Linked DNA regions of Homo sapiens: region 2 is linked to region 1. Evidence: read pairs that join two places in POLR2A ChIA-PET (ENCODE). Cell type or tissue: B cell. All regions are shown on one strand. Links, peaks and the distances in the headings refer to the core of each region. The heading gives the core; the rest is flanking DNA.

Evidence for each region. Peaks named below come from ENCODE experiments on the same cell type or tissue, not always from the same donor. Only the 100,000 strongest peaks of a DNase experiment are listed, where the experiment ranks them.
Region 2: POLR2A ChIA-PET joins it to region 1 with 6 read pairs; 4 of 35 experiments call an interaction of 5 or more read pairs at or near these places.

What each region holds. Positions count from the first base shown.
Region 1 is chr9:37,124,069-37,132,682 of GRCh38, forward strand. ZCCHC7 (zinc finger CCHC-type containing 7) reads left to right here. Exons shown (of 9, transcript NM_032226.3): 2 at 2,244-2,874. The coding sequence starts at 2,265. Among named protein-coding and RNA genes, the nearest start is that of ZCCHC7, 7.8 kb to the left of the region's middle. In B cell, for the core only: no CTCF peak of the experiment used is centred there; no DNase peak of the experiment used is centred there; H3K27ac peaks cover 4,973 bases.
Region 2 is chr9:37,355,664-37,364,277 of GRCh38, forward strand. It overlaps ZCCHC7 (zinc finger CCHC-type containing 7), which reads left to right. Exons shown (of 9, transcript NM_032226.3): 9 at 1,172-2,486. The coding sequence ends at 1,605. It overlaps LOC124902153 (a long non-coding RNA gene), which reads left to right and starts at 6,565. Exons shown (of 3, transcript XR_007061478.1): 1 at 6,565-8,614. In B cell, for the core only: no CTCF peak of the experiment used is centred there; no DNase peak of the experiment used is centred there; H3K27ac peaks cover 2,241 bases.

The DNA of each region.
Region 1 (8,614 bases), core at 473-8,472:
AGAACTACCACCACAACACCCTGGTATTTTTGGGCAGAAATTTGGGACACTAAGAAAACAACTATTTTTTATTTTATGTGTATAGCTGTTAGTGGAAGAAAGAATAAATAGGCATCATTATTGCTCTTTAGGCTGTCCCTGATTTTGGACACACACTTATTTTTTCAGGGCTCTCATTTTAATCAGTAGTCCATCAGTACCTAATGGAAACATCTACTGTGTAGAGTTTTGGTTGCTGATGCTAGAATTTAAGACTTTGGAGTAGTCGAAAGACAACAGAGAAATTCATCTCATAATTTTTGTATTTTAAGCACATACTAGATTTATCAGGGCTGAAGAACAAATGCCCGATGGTGTAGTTCATTTATTCATTTATGAATTCAGCAAACGTTTGTAGCTGACCCCGAAAATACCAGTTACCCTGTTTGGCTTTGGTGATTCATTGTTTAGCAGAGTGCATATAGTTCCTGCCCTCCTGGGATTTGTGATCTGCGTTTCTTGGAAATTTATATTGAATAAGTAATTATAAATGTGATGAGTGTTTTGACATGTAAAGTACTTATGGAAGCCCATAAAAGGGGCTCTTAATTTAGCCTGGTTGCAAGTGATTTTGAGCTGAGTTTAAAAGATGAAGGCTGAGGAGGATTTAATATGCTCACAGTAGAAAGTAAAGTGTTTCACTTTACACATTTATTCCCAAAGCTGGGAGTTTTGTCTCAATATTGGGTCATTATTAAGTTTGTATTTATACATTATAAATATACATTGTAAAAATATACATTTTTGTAACTAGTACAGAGTTTTTAGACAGTCTGCTCTGTTGCCCAGGGTGAAGTGCAGTGGCATGATCTCGACTCACTGCAGCCTGTGCCTCCCAGGTTCAAGCTATTCTTGTGCCTCCACCTCCTGAGTAGCTGGGATTATAGGCGCACACCACCACACCCAGCTGATTTCTTTATTTTTAGCAGATATGTAGTTTCACCATCTTGGCTAGGCTGGTCTCGAACTCCTGACTCAAGTGATCCACCCGCCTTGGCCTCCCAAAGTCCTGGGATTACAGGCGTGAGCCACTGCACTGGCCCACCCTTGTTTTATTTTTGAGTTGGGTTCTTGCTTTGTCACCCAGGCTGGAGTACAATGGTATGAGCATAGCTCACTGTAACTTTGAACTCCTGAGCTCAAGCGGTTCTCCCACCTCAACCTCCTGAGTAGTAGCTGGGACTACAGGTTTGCACTGCCATGCCTGGCTAAGTTTTTAGTTTTAATTTTTATGGAGATGGGGTCTTACTGTGTTGCCCAGGCTGTTCTCAAACTTCTAACCTCAACGTGATCCTCCTGCCTTGGCCTCCCAAAGTGTTGGGATTACAGGCATGAGCCACTGCCAGCTCAGGCATTTTTATTTATTCTTTTGGCCAATGATCAGAGGGCCGTGCGATTAATTTGTTAATTGAGAATATACATTTACACCCAAACAGTAAACAAAATTGTTTCCTGTTATAGATTTTAGTCATAATTGAAGTAATATTCCTGTATATGCTTGAAAATATGAGCTATAGAACCAGAACCAAGGAAAAGATGAAGAATGGATAGGATAGTGAGAGCTGCTTTAAGTTTTGTTTTAACATTTTGGAAAGCAAGGGTTTTGTATCCTGCGGTAGATCTCAATTTGTTTTTCGTTTACAATATACCTGTGAAATCTTACATATCATGTGCTGCATAATAGCATTTTGGTTAAAGACAGACAGTGTGACTGTGGTCCCATAGGATTTGTATACGTTTTTGCTATATCTTTTGTATGTTTAGATACCCAAATACCATTGTGTTACAGTTACTTACAGTATTTGGCACCGTTACATGCTGTATTGGTTTGTATCCTAGGAGCAATAGACCATACCATGTAGCCTAGTTGTGTAGTTGACTACACCATCTAGTTTGTGAAAATCATCCTATGAAGTTTGCACGATGAAATCACAGAACAAAGCATTTCTTAGAGTGTTGACTGTGTTTCCATCAATAACTATAACTCAATTTGTCAGTAGTAATTCTCGTTGGGGAGTGGTGGGACTTACAGGAGTGGGTCCTAACAGGACTTAGAAATCCTTGGAAAAAAAGGTATTTTAATATGTCTGAGAATAGTGATGGCCTTCATATTAGCAGTTGTCACTGACAGGTGATATTGTTACTTAAACTGGCATGATCTGAACTTTTAAAGTATATTCTGTGTACAACTTTCTCTTTTGCAGCTTCAAGGTTACTGACTTTTTATGATGTTTGGTGGCTATGAGACTATAGAAGCATACGAAGATGATCTTTATCGAGATGAGTCATCTAGTGAACTGAGTGTTGATAGTGAGGTGGAATTTCAACTCTATAGCCAAATTCATTATGCCCAAGATCTTGATGATGTCATCAGGGAGGAAGAGCATGAAGAAAAGAACTCTGGGAATTCGGAATCTTCGAGTAGTAAACCAAATCAGAAGAAGCTAATCGTCCTTTCAGATAGTGAGGTCATCCAGCTGTCAGATGGGTCAGAGGTCATCACTTTGTCTGATGAAGACAGTATTTATAGATGTAAAGGAAAGAATGTTAGAGTTCAAGCACAAGAAAATGCCCATGGTCTTTCTTCTTCTCTTCAATCTAATGAGCTGGTTGATAAGAAATGCAAGAGTGATATTGAGAAGCCTAAATCTGAAGAGAGATCAGGTGTAATCCGAGAGGTCATGATTATAGAGGTCAGTTCAAGTGAAGAGGAAGAGAGCACCATTTCAGAAGGTGATAATGTGGAAAGCTGGATGCTACTGGGATGTGAAGTAGATGATAAAGATGATGATATCCTTCTCAACCTTGTGGGATGTGAAAACTCTGTTACTGAAGGTTAGTATCATATTGGCCATTTTGAAAGTAGTATCATCTTTCATAAGGAGGACTGCTTTTCCTAGAGAAAAGACCAATAGGGTCTACTCCGTTTAATTCCTCACTTTTTGGTCTTGTTTTTTGGTTTGTTTCTCATGCGACTCTCTTACCAGTGGCTACTCTAATGGTGGTTTGTCTGAACGTCAGAAAGAGTATGTCAGAATACCAAAGACACTCTGCTTCTGCTGTAAGCAGATTCATAGCTGCTTCTTCCTGTTTGGCTAGAGCCAGTTCTGGACCTGAAATCTTACTTCCCCCCTCTCTCTCTGCTTGGTACCACAGGTGAGTACTCCATCCACCTCTGGCATTAGCCCTGTGCACTCATTCAGCCAACTCTGTTGGGACTGTCTCTTCCTATGGGATTTGCTTACCCAGGAGTTAGATGGCAAGCATAGGGAATGTCTGGCACACAGAATATATGGAATTAGTGTTAGGATTAGGATTTTAGGTACTCCACAGTCAGAAAGACAGGAAAATATGAAGAGCTGTAAGTCTAGGGCAGGTTATAGGGGAGAATGCAAATTTTGATAGCTACATCATCAAGGATTAAAATTTTGGTGTTAGTTATGTCTCTGTGACATGTAGTCATCTAGTCTTAATGCTTATGCCTTCAAGAAGTTCCTTTTCATTTCCCTCCCTTTATGCCTAATGCTCAGTCTCTTGCACTAGTTTCCTAAGTAGTCTTCTTTTATATCTACCCTGTACACTGTTGTTAAAACTGGTATTGAAATGCTCTTTTACTCATAGTACTTTATTGCTGCTCCAAAATTTTTAATGGCAGCCTGCTTCCCTAGAAATGATGACATTGAATGTAGATTGTGCTTGGAGCCCCTGGGATTGGCAAATGTTTTTTTAAGAAGCCAGATAGAAAATATTTTAGGATTCCAAGCCATGTGATATCTTAACTACTCAACTTGGCCCTTGTGGGAAAGCAGCCTTAAATAATACCTATAGAAATGGGGGTGGCTGTTCTCAGTAAAGCCCTACTTACAAAAACAGGTGGCCGGCTCAGGCTGTAGTTTGCAAACCCTGAGAACTTGACAGCAAAACGAAAAGAGAGAATAGTAGTTAGGACAGAACAGAATCGCGTAAAGTTTTTTCCATATAGGTGAGCTCTGATAATGTTTGTAGGTAGAAAGAAAGAAACTTGTGAAGGAGAGACTAAACCTGTTTGATGGATTGGGTTGGGGGCCAGGTTAGAGATAGGATCAGGTGTATGTGTTGTTGAATTATTCCTAAAAAGGAAGAGAGACACTAGTAATTGCTAAATCATCAAATATTTGTAGAGGTAGAGGAGAAAGAATAAATTCAGATGGATTGAGGCAGATGAGAGAACATATGGGGATGTGTTTGATTTTCTTAGGAAAATGAAAGCAGAAGTGGGAGAGGGCGGGGGATAATTGGAAGCTTAGAATGTGGAAGGGATGTTTAAGTGCTGTGGGGAATACTTTGAGGCAGTGGTTACCAGTATTTTGAAGATGACAACCTGTGTAACTTTGAAACAATTTGTGGACCACCCATGGTTGTAGTTATGATTTTAGTATTCAATTGAGAAAATGCATATTAGAAAGAAGCTACTACTCTTACATGACTTTGTGTTTTATTAATCACAACATTGATATGTGAGAAATAGTGTTTATAATGCGTTGCTCTAGGTACCCATTAAGGTAACTAATTCTGCAGTTTCCCAGGAGGCTGAAGGCTCTTAAGTTGGAAATCATTGCACTTGAGTGAATCAACAGTAAGAGAATAAAGGATTGTTTAGAAGTAGTATTCAGTCAAAATTAAAATGATGTGAACTTGTAGTGAACTCACTTTGAAGGATTCCATAACTTTATCCAGTAATACTTGTCAGCTTGGAGCAAGATGACAGAAACAAAATGATCTTGGGTTAGGCGTAACACTATAGAAGGCCAAAATAAGCATTTAGCTTATTCTTTCTCTAAATTACCTTTTCCTGAGATCACACCTAGTTTCATTAATCACTTCTGTATTTATGGTCATCAAATTGTCATCTCCTTAACCATTTTGTTGATTTCAAATTCTCTGTGTACATCTACAGAATATTTCCATTTGGGTATCTTACTGTCTCACATTTGACATACTGAAAAGAAAGCTTGATAACTTGAAAAAAAAGCTTATTATCTTTCCTTTGAAACAACTCCCTGCTGCTTTCTGTTTGCACTAGAGAATCTACAGACATGCTAAAGTTGATGGCACAATGTGGATAGGTTGGGAAAAACATGAATTAGGTGCTGGATTTAGTGAAGAAATCGAACTGTGCCATATTTGGCAAATGATGGTGATGAGAAAGTAGAGAGAACCTTGGATTTGTTTTCTGTTTTAGCCAAATAGAATTAAATTCTGAATTTTTGGAAATTAATTTACTTGACTCTTATAAACTCTTACAAATACTCAAATATATATTCTCCATTTTATTTCCTTGATCCACTAATGCTGTAATCCTATTTCCAATTAATAAACAACATATTTAGTACTGATGCCCATTTAAGTGTGTTGTTACTCTGTAATCACTATCCCTCTCATAAAACTATCTGGGGATAGATTGGTTCATATAATCTTTAGAGAGAAGATTTTTCTCATTTCTGTAAAAGTGTAGAGAAAATCTCAAGTACTTTAGAAATGCCTATTGTTAAACAGTATCCATAATTATTTTGTGTTCTGTTTCCTTGACCTCACTCAAGAAAAAAACAAAATATCTCCCAGAATTATGGCATACTGAAAACTGCAGTATGACATAAAAGAAAAGACTACAGGCTCCTTGAGGTTGGGTCTTTTCCATACTCATAAACCTGCTTATAATAATATTTAGAGTAATTTCTTGGCACATACATTACCTGCTTTCTCATCAATTGCTAAATCATCAAACATTTATTGAGCATCTCCTCTATGTAGGGTATAAGTAATGCTGAGGTAGTACTCGTGACTTACAGTGGTAAAAGACTTAAGTTTTAGGCCGAGAGCAGTGGCTCACGCCTGTAATCCCAACACTTTGAGAGGCCGAGGCGGGTGGATCACCTGAGGTCAGGAGTTCGAGACCAGCCTGGCCAACATGGCGAAACCCCATCTCTACTAAAAATAAATAAATTAGCTGGGAGTGGTGGCAGGCACCTGTAATCCCAGCTACTTGGGAGGCTAAGGCAGGAGAATTGCTTGACCCAGGAGGTGGAGGTTGCAGTGAGCTGAGATTGCACCATTGCACTCCAGCCTGGGTGATGGAGTGAGACTGTCTCAAAAAAAAAAAAAAAAAGATAAGTTTTAGCCTTGAATGACATAGTGTTTCACTAAAGAGACAGAATATAGGAAGCTAAGTAATTTACGGAATTCTCTCCTTTTTTTTTTTTTTTTTTTTTTTTTTTTTTATAGCAGTGGGGTCTTACCCTATAAATAGAGCAAGGCTAGTTTGGAACTCCTGGGCTTGTGTGGTCCTCCCGCCTTAGCCTTCAGAGTAGCTGGGAGTGCAGGTGTGAACACAGCTTTGAAATCTCAATTTTTTTTTTTTTTTTTTGAGACAGAGTCTCGCTCTGTCGCCCAGGCTGGAGTGCAATGGCATGATCTCGGCTCACTGCAAGCTGCGCCTCCCGGGTTCACGCCATTCTCCTGCCTCAGCCTCCCAAGTAGCTGGGACTACAGGCACCTGCCACCACGCCTGGCTAATTTTTTGTATTTTTTTTTAGTAGAGACGGGGTTTCGCAGTGTTAGCCAGGATGGTCGCGATCTCCTGACCTCGTGATCCGCCTGCCTCGGCCTCCCAAAGTGCTGGGATTACAGGCGTGAGCCACTGCGTCTGGCCAGAAATCTCTTAACCATGGGAGTTAAGTCTCAAAATTCTGGTGATACAAGTGGTTGAAACTTAAAACTTTGTTTAAAAAATAGGATTAGTGAATTTGAGATAATTCATAAGTCTGTGAAAGACAATAAATACATACATATTTTACATTTACTATTACTAAATTTGTAGTAAATTTGAGTACAGCACTACCTCTTTATCTGTGAAAACTTCAGACTCTCCCCTATTACTTTAATTTCAGTGAGACATTATTATATTAAAAAAATGGCCAGGCCTGGTGGCTCACGCCTGTAATCCCAGCACTTTGGGAGGCCGAGGCAGGTGGATCACGAGGTCGGGAGATCGAGACCAGCCTGGCTAACACGGTGAAACCCCGTCTCTACTAAAAATACAAAAAATTAGCCGGGTGTGGTGGCGGACGCCTGTAGTCCCAGCTACTCAGGAGGCTGAGGCAGGAGAATGGTGTGAACCTGGGAGGCAGAGTTTGCAGTGAGCCGAGATAGCGCCACTGCACTCCAGCCTGGGTGATAGAGCGAGACTCTGTCAAAAAAAAAAAGAAAAAAAAAATACAGGCCGGGCATGGTGGCTCACACCTGTAATCCCAGCACTTTGGGAGGCTGAGGTGGGTGGATCACTTGAGGTCAGGAGTTCGAGACCAGCCTGGCCAACATGGTGAAACCCCGTCTCTACTAAAAATGCAAAATTAGCCGGGCATTCTGGCAAGCATCTGTAATCCCAGCTACTTGGGAGGCTGAGGAAGGAGAATTGCTTCAACCTGGGAGGCGGAGGTTGCAGTGAGCCGAGATTGTGCAACTGCACTCAAGCCTAGGCGACAGAGTGAGACTCTTGTCTCAAAAAGAAAAAGAAAAAAAAGAAAATGGGCGTACACATTTGTTTTGCTCTACTGACAGTTAATACCACAACTCAGAGGCATTTTTTTTTCCTTTCTATTCTTCTTCTAAATGTTCAACACTTTTCTGATTTTGTGATTTGAGGTTGTTGATTAGCTTCCTGAGGCTCCATTGAGACTGTATATACGTGACACTTAACAGTCTAGCCTTCCTCGGTGCATATAGATATATGATGGTGGTTTTGCCTGTAGTAAATTCATGTCAAAACATAGGCTTTCAGTGCCTATTACATATGACTTTCAGCTCTCTCTACTGAGGGATGTAGGAGTTTATTTCTGAGGTCTGAGCCTCTTTTCCTTTACTTCCTTTATTCTTTCCTAAGCCTTCTTTATAAAAACTATGCATGTTCTATCGTTTGTTTTCCTTCTTGATTCCCGCCCCTTCCTTTTTTTTTAATTATCCCCAGCAGGAGTGACTTGTAATTCTCATATATTAGAAAGGCAGATCTCCTGGTGGAAGAAAAGATGCACCGAAGGAAGTCAGCATATTTAGTAATTTGTGAGGGGGATCTCAAGTTTGGAAAGGATTGTTATGTAAGACAACCAAATGATGACATGTGACAATAAAGCCATAATAGCTACTTATTTTCCTGGTTAGGGAAGGGATATTACTAGTTCTAGGAGTAACTGCTAGCTCTTTCTTGTACTTTTTTTATTGTGGAAATATAAAAATATACAAAAATAAAATGTTATAATTGACTTCAGTGTCCCATAAACCAGCTTCAACAGTTACCAATTTATGTCTAATCTTTCCTATCTATAACTCTGTGCCCCTCTGTTATTTTGAAGCTCATCAGACATCAAGTCATTCATATATGTATGTATGTGTATGTGTGTGTATACACATCATGTGTGCACATGTGTGTATGCATGTATACACATTTGTATACAAGTGTGCACTCATGTTTGTCCCTCAGTGTCTGTGGGGGATTGGTTCTAGGACTTCCCATGGATACCAAAATCTATGGATGCTCAAGTCC
Region 2 (8,614 bases), core at 340-8,339, 230 kb after region 1:
ACTTATGTCCCATAGTTGACTCTGCAGAACCTGATTATAGGAAAAAGTAGCCGTTCGTATACACAAGTTTCTAATCTGTGGAATGGTGTATTTTCAATCCTCATTTGGTTGAAAAAATCCACATTTAAGTGGACCCACGTAGTTCAAACTCATTGTGCAAGGGTCAGCTGTGTGGAGAAGTTATAGTAGTTGTAGATTATGATTAGGCAACCAAATTAGAGATTAAAAAGAATTGCATGAAAATGTCATCTCTAGATTAAAGGATTATATGTGCTTTCTGTTTTTTATGTTCTTTGTACTTTTCTGTTTTTTCCAGGTTTTCTATAATGAGCAGTTATAACTTATAATTAGAGAAAACCCATTTTGGTTTTTTTTTAGCTAGTTGTATCGACGTCTGTAGCATAAATCCACTTTGAGGTGTTCACTATGATCCTTTGAAATTTTTATAATAAAAGTCTATGCTAAAAGTTTTTATTGGCCACTTTTTTAATCTTTAAAGATTCTATTGACTGCTAGTTTTCATCTCTCACTGTAACCTCATCTCCCACCTACCCGTATCAGAATCACTATCAGAGATCCGTATTAAGCGTGTCAAGCTCTGACAAAACATTAACATCAGCTTTATCACTAAAACCTCTAAGATACCCGCACTCACGTGCACTCACACACACTCCTCAAAGCCAGTGATCTCTACCCTGGAGGAATAATCTCTTGGGCAGTTTGGCATCCACCTAAAAGTACTATGGCCAGGCCTTATCTTTAGAGGGTGGTTGAAATGTCATATGAGACCATCAAAAGGCCATTTTATAAATCTTGCTTTGCCTCATTTTCAAAGGCTGACTCGTCATCATTGGGGAAACTCGTATTGGTCAGACATGACTTTTCTTCACAAAGCTAAGATGATTACTGTTCTTACAGGTCCTCATCTCCATTGCTTAACCTTGTTAAACTGTTGAAAAGGATAATTAACTATCATTGGATTTCTGAATGTGTTTCATTTTTAGCAATCAGAAACTTGGAGCTACAACTATTTAATTTTTAGTGAGTGATGTCATACTGTTAACATGTTTAAATATCTAGCTTCCCTGTCTGTTAAGTTATTTACACTTAGGAAAGCTCAGCATGGACTGTTTAGCTGCTGAATATGCAAAAATACTTTTATATTTTTCAGTACTCAAGAAAAATGGGGTTATCCCAGAGCCATCCAAGCTACCTTATATAAAAGCAGCAAATGAGAACCCCCACCATGATATAAGGAAGGGCCGTGCCTCATGGAAAAGCAACAGGTGGCCTCAAGAAAATAAAGAAACACAAAAAGAAATGAAGAACAAGAATAGAAACTGGGAGAAGCACAGGAAGGCTGACAGACATCGTGAAGTGGATGAGGATTTTCCCAGGGGCCCCAAAACCTACTCTTCTCCTGGCAGTTTTAAAACCCAGAAGCCTTCTAAGCCCTTTCACCGTTCATCACATTACCACACGTCAAGAGAAGACAAGTCTCCCAAGGAAGGCAAGAGGGGCAAGCAGAAGAAAAAGGAGAGGTGCTGGGAAGATGATGACAATGATAACTTATTTCTTATTAAGCAGAGAAAAAAAAAGTCTTAAGCCGTCAGGCAGCCTCTGATGTGGCTTTTCATTGTTCATTTGGCCTTTGTGTCTATAACCTTCTGGCACTGTGTTTATTATCTATGATTAAATAAAGTGAGTTTTTGGTTTTGTTTTTTTAATTTCAGCCATTCCTAGAGTTACTGAATATCCATGGAGATCTCAATTCTCTGTGTCCAACAGGATATTAGGTAAGAAAGTACAAAGATAAACCTGGACTTCTCCTATTCCAATATGTCATCTTTACTCAGAATCCTAGGGATAGGTAGAAGAATTCATCTTTTCAAGAAAGTGTTTTAAAAATACTTTGGGAAAAAAACTGCATCAAAGGTAATTTATCCTCAAATTAAATCCTTGCAGGAAGAGAAATTAACACTAAGAAAAAGTCATCAATATTTTTCAACTTTTTTTTTTTTTTTTTTTACTTTGGAAAGGACAATAACTATAAACCTATATCCAGATTTTCTTTCTGCTGAAGCTGTTGTCAGAATCTTCCTTTGGACAAAACATCACTAGCTGACTATAAAAACAAAAGTGTCATCATTGAAGCCCTGAAGAGGCAGGGAATTGAGCTTCAGCAAAATACAGGAAAAGAACTATCCAGTATAAATGTCAGAAGACAGATTTCCTAAACAAGTAAAAGAGACATCAAAAATTTTAACATAATCACAATGAAATCATTTTTTACCACTTTTACAGCGGTGTTTCAAGCGGACTGTCACTCAGATCTGCAGAGATGAATATTACTCAAAAAATTTTTTTGTTCTCTTGCATTTTTTTCAACTACCGCAAAGCTATACAGATTTTTTTGTACTTGTGGATCTTTTGTACTTCTCATAACCTAATGTCAGACTAAGAAAAATAAAATATCTGAGAGTAAATACATGTGTTTATTATGTAAAAAGACAATGAGAGTTTGAGTGACAAAGAGCATAGTTAATGTTTATTTTGTTTGTTTGTTTGTTTGTTGTAGAGACAAGGTCTCACTGTGTTGTCTAGGCAGGTCTCAAACTCCTGAGCTCAAGTGATCCTCTTTCCTTGGCCTCCCAAAGTGCTGGGATTACAGGCATGAGCCATCACTCCCGGCCTTGGCATAGTTGTGTTGGGCAGGTGGATAAAGTTATAAAATCCCTGTAGACTGGAGTCAAAAATGCCATTTTTGCCCAAGTGCAAGCTCTCTGCCAGAATAAAATGGTATGAAATCAATTAAATAGGACAATTTTATAATGTCAGGTTCTTAAATTTGTATTTTACTCTTTGGGAAGTATGCAGATTCCTGTATTTCTGGCAGAATCATCTCTCATCTTTCTGAGAGGAAGGAAGAATTCTGTCCTCTCAAATCAGTGCTAGTGCAAATTGTAGGATCACAGAGTTTAGTCTACCACTTTCCCTGTTGCTGCATAGATTTCAGCTAACTTTATTATATGTTGATGCATAGCTTCCTAATAGCTAGAGTTGTTTTCACCCTAAAGTAAGCAACCAGGGTTTTTTTTTTAACAACTTGCTAAATGTGGCAGCCATAAAAAAAGTTTCATGGAAGTGGAAAACCTTGAGATAATTGGCATTATTCTCCAGTAGGACTTGAGGCAAACATGGCTTATTACTCATATGGTATAACAAGTACCCCTTCTGATCCTAAGGCATCTCCTTTCAGGGCAGAAATAGGATTGACGTTCTTTAGGTTCTTTCGTACATAGCAGATTGTTTGGAGAAGGAGAGAAAGGAAGCACTTTTTTTTCTGTTTGTCTCTGCACATTATCTTATTTTTTCCCAAAACTTACAAACATTTTGTTCTAGGGTATAATTTACCTATTGGGTCCATGTATTTACATGCAGATAGGAAAGGATGCTGAGCTACTTCACCTGTGGGCATGAAGATACAGTCTTCATTTCCTGGTAAGAGAAGAACAGAAACATGGAGGAGTCTTTGCTTCATTTCCTCTTCATTTCCCTTGCCCCCAGCTGTTACACCAAATGTTCAGTTAAGGTGAATCAGTCAGTCAGTTTATTAACATACAGACTCTTCATACAACAATGGGGAGTTTAAAATATGTATAGATTCAACCATTAATTAAATAAGACTTTACATGGATAAATACAAGAGAAGAAAAGCAAATGTCCAAAACAGTAAAGATCTGTATAGTTGGTAGGATTAAGAAGATTCTAAACATCTTACCTCTGGCCCAACTTTGATTTGAAGCAGCTTGAGTGGCTCCTATCTTGGGTTCTACCTTGGTTTGTGTTTGGCCTTCTCAAAACAGAGCAAGGGGAACCAGTCTCCCATTTTCTCCATGGAAAGTCTTGCTTTCATGGACCTTGCTATTTGCAGTACTTATTAGTAGCTCTTTATTTTTCTGTTATACAAAGATTATGTAATCATTTTAAGGGGGAAAAATGTTAAAAACAAGTCATATGTGATTCTTTCACACAAAAATGTAGTTAAAATTATTAGTGTCTATTTTTTCAGACTTTTCTATACCTATGTATACATTGTTTTGTAACCTGTTTTTCACTTACTTTGGGAACAAATACATGTCTGCACTTTTGCATGATGTTCTATTATATGGCTGTGCCATGATTTAATCAGCTCCCTGTCGAGCATTTTGTTTCCAATTTTTATTATTTTTGAAAAATTCTTCTACATAATATCTTCTCCATTTATTCAATTGTGATAAAATGGAATTTAGGGTCAGAGAGCATGCATATATTTCATAAAAGTTTTAATACATGATGCCAAATTATATTCCCAAGTCAGATTCTTCCCCAATCATTTATATGTCCCTGGCAGTTTGTGAGTATTCATCTCCCCATTCCCACAATCACATGGAATATTGCCATTCCCTTGTCTCTTTGCCACTCTGATGGGCAGCAAAGAAACATTATTCATTAGTGCTGCAGTGAAAAGATTGATGTGGGTTTGTCTGTGTAAGGAGAGACAGGATTAGCAATATAGGGAAAATCTGTTTTTAAAAGATGTGGAGAGAAGCTTCTCATAGGAAACAACTGAAAATTCTTCTGCCAACAAAAAATTACATACAAAATAAGGGAGCCTTTCATTTGTTTATAGCTGTCCTGATCCCCTGGTCTTATGCTTCGCTTTCTCAACAAAAGGAGGATGCTGCTGGCATCTAATAAGTAGAAGCCAGAGATGTTGCTAAATATCCTACAATGCACAGACTAGCTTCCCACAATGAATCTGGCCCAAAATGTCAATAGCGCTGAGGTTCAGAAACCCTAGTTGAAACCCCAGCTATTTCTCAAATGGAATTCTGTTCACTCGAGAGAGAGTTCACGTTGCCTTCCACATCTAACAGGATGTGCCCTTGTCTTACAAGGCTTTGCATTTCATCATATTGCCAGTGTTTGAGAGACTGGTTGGACATGGCCATTCATGTGAAATAAGGAACACTAGTTCCATGGCATGAAGGTCTACAGTCTGGACCACTTTGTGGAGGATCTGGGCCACTGGAGACTCAGCCAGCTGAGGGAAATTAATAGTTTAGGAATCATGGAAACAAACACTAGAGTGCCAGGCTATGGCTTGAGCCCTGGCAAGAAAAATATAGAACTGTGGTGTGAGAACAAAGGGATTCAGCTAGTGAGGGGAGGAAAGAGTTGGAGACTAATCTGATGGGACACTTAATTGGGTCAGAATGTCATTAGGCTGTAGGAAGGAACCCTCACCAGGATCCAAATCCAACATAGGCCCTTAGATCTCACAGTTGGACTTTCCATTTCAAAGAAGCACCAATGTTTTGGTGATTTATTACACATTGCCATGCAGTGAATCACAGGATGAAGCTGATTGGTGTGTGATTTGAGCCAAAAGTTTTTCTGTTCGTTTAATATATGTTACTTTTTTTTTTTTTTTTTTTTTTTGAGATGGAGTCTCACTCTGTCACCCAGGCTGGAGTGCAATGGCATGGTCTCAGCTCACTGCAACTCCACCTCCCAAGTTCAAGCAATTCTTCTGCCTCAGCCTCCCAAGTAACTGGGACTACAGGGACGTGCCACCACGCCCAGCCAATTTTTCTATTTTTAGTACAGACGGCATTTCACTATGTTGGCCAGGCTGGTCTAGAACTCCTGACCTCGTGATCCACCCACCTCGGCCTCCCAAAGTGCTGAGGATTACAGGCGTGAGCCACCGTGCCCGGCCTAAGTTACCTCTTAAAATGATTTCCTGGGAAATGATTCCATGAAAACCCAGTAAAGGAGTGGGGAGGGAAGTGAGACAGGGAAAAGAAGAGAAGGAAGCCAAGCTGGATGCTTATCAAGTCATGTCTCATAAAGAGGAACTTTCAGACTCACAGGGAACGCTAGAAAGAGTGTAGGCCACACCTCAAAGTTGCCCTAGTAAGGGGCAATGGAGCTGTAGTGTGTGTATCTTTTTTTTTTTTTAATTAGTCATTGTTTAAGCCAGGTAAATTGGGTTTAGGCAGCCCCCTGACGGATGGAGATATGAATGAAACACCAATGTCATTCGCTACAGCCATAATCTCAGAACAGTTCTTCTTACAAAAAGATACTTGGGGCTGGGCATGGTGGCTCACGCCTGTAATCCCAACATTTGGGAGGCTGAGGCAGGAGAATACTTGAGCTCAAGAGTTGGACACCAGTCTGGCAACACAGCAAGATCTCATCGCTACTAAAAGTAAAAAAAAAAAAAAAAAAAAAAAAAAAGATTGGCCAGGCATGGTGGCTCACCCCTGTAATTCCAGCACTTTGGGAGGCCAAGATGGGAAGATTTGCTTGAGTCCAGGAGTTTGAGACTAGCCTGTCAAATTAGTGAGATCTTGTCTCTCCAAAAACTAAAATTAGCCGGGTGTGGTGGCACACGTCTGTGGTCCCAGCTCCCGAGTAGCTGGGACTACAGGTGTGCACCACCACACCCAGCTAATTTTTTGTATTTTCAGTAGAGACGGGGTTTCACCATGTTGGCCAGGCTGGTCTCAAACTCCTGGGCCCAAGCAGTTCACCTGCCTTGGTCTCCCAAAGTGCTGGGATTACAGGCATAAGTCACCACTCCCTGACTAAAATATTGTTGATCTGCAGTTGGTTGAATCCATGGATGTAGAACCCTAGGATACCATAGACCAACTGTATGTTTATTATCTTGTGATCGTTTTGCAGGTGTGTACATATGACAAAGTCTAGTTTCACACAGGTAATCCATTGGAAACATTTTAATATTTTTTCACTGAATTGGGACTGTTCTTATTAAACTGGGTGAGTTAGGCTCAGTAGTCCATAGGCTATCTTCAGTTTTACTTCCTGCTTTGTCCATATGGGGCCAAGAAGACTTGATCATAAGGCAAGTATCCACCTGCAGGGGCCTTGCAGGGAGAGGTCACTGACCTCTTAAGCCTGTGAGTAGGACCTTTATCTAAGAGGCATGCTGGTGATAACTACATGCACAACGTTCGGAAACTACTGTCTACAGGCTGAAGTCTAACTTCTGGCCTAAAATTCAAAGCCTTTCATGCTTCATCTTCTGCAGTTCTTCGCTCTTCTTTCTCCTCTATCCCCTTCACCCTTCCCGTCCCACCACATGAATGACTAATTCCTGAATAGGTCATGCTTCTCCTCCATGCCTTTACCTGTGCTATTACCTCTACCCAAAATATCCTCTTCCCCTTTTATGACCACTCCCAGACAATATTAATCCTTCCCTCTTTGGTGTTTCTGTTGTCATCTGAGTGATTTATTCAGCAAACAGAGGCTATGGACTTTCTTTGCGTCAGGTAGTATTCTTGCTTGAATACTACCTGACGCAAAGAAAGTCCATAGCCTGTGCTTGCTGTGGAGAAATCTCAAGCCTCAAGGGCTAACAAGCAAGAGACAAACACGAAAACCAGTATTTTGTCTTAGAGGTGAGGAGTGCAGTGAGAGATACGGGTATGATGGTAACACCAAAGAAGCATGATTGGTCCTGCTACAGAGAGGGGAGACTGGGCAGGACTTCCCGATGGGTCATTATAACAGAAGAAAAGTGTTGCAGCTTAACAAAAGGGGAGGAGCATGAACCATGTGTGTGAGGCGTGGAGCTGTGAAACAGCAAGGATGCACTCTGTATTCGTTGCCTGGAGCTACTGTCCCAAAATACCACAAAGTGGTGGCCTGAAACAACAGAAATTTGTTCTCTTACAGTTCTGGAGGCCAGAAGTTCAAAATCAAGGTGTCAGCAGAGTTGGTTTCTTCTTGTTGTGCTGAGATAATTCCTTCCATGTCTCTCCTACCTTTTGGTGGGCCTGAGCAATCCTTGGCATTCCTTGGCTTGTATAAGTCCAGTCTCTGCCTCTGTCTTCACATAGGGTTCTCTTCTGTGTCTCCTTGTGTCTTGGCTTTCTGGCCCACACTAAAATTATCTAGGGCAATTTTATCCCAAGATCCTTAATTACTCTCTGAAGACCCTATTTCCAAATAAGGTCACATTCACAGGTGTCAGGGATTAAGATTTGGACATATCTTTTGGAGGAACATTATTCAACCCACTCCTACCTCAAAAACTATAAGAATTGCTTTGCCTAGTTGCACTTTTGTTTTTATTCCAAGCTTTTATCGGGGGATTCGGTCTTCCATATGTTCTTTTTTTCCTCTGTCCGACTTTCCATTCTGATTTATACCTTCCTCAAGACTTTTAAATTAGTGATAATTTCTCATCTTACATATGTCCTTATACTTCAGTTTGTGAAATGTGTGTTGGACAAAAGCATGAACTGGAAAACACCTATCAGGTTTAGTGGCAGACCTCTGCCAAAGGAGTTCCAGGATAGCAGTGAGCCAAGAAACTAGATTGCAGTGCATTGAGGAGGGAATGAGCAGCTACGAAGAGGAGGGTGTCTGTCTCTTTAAACCCTTGCCTGTGAAAGGCTGACAGTACAGAACACTGGCTGGAGTGAGGCTGACATTGACAGGAAGCTGCCGAAAGAGAGAGGGATGCTGGAGAAATAAAACTCAACTTATGGCACTCACATCAAGGAAGTGGGAAGGGATGGATCCAGAGGGA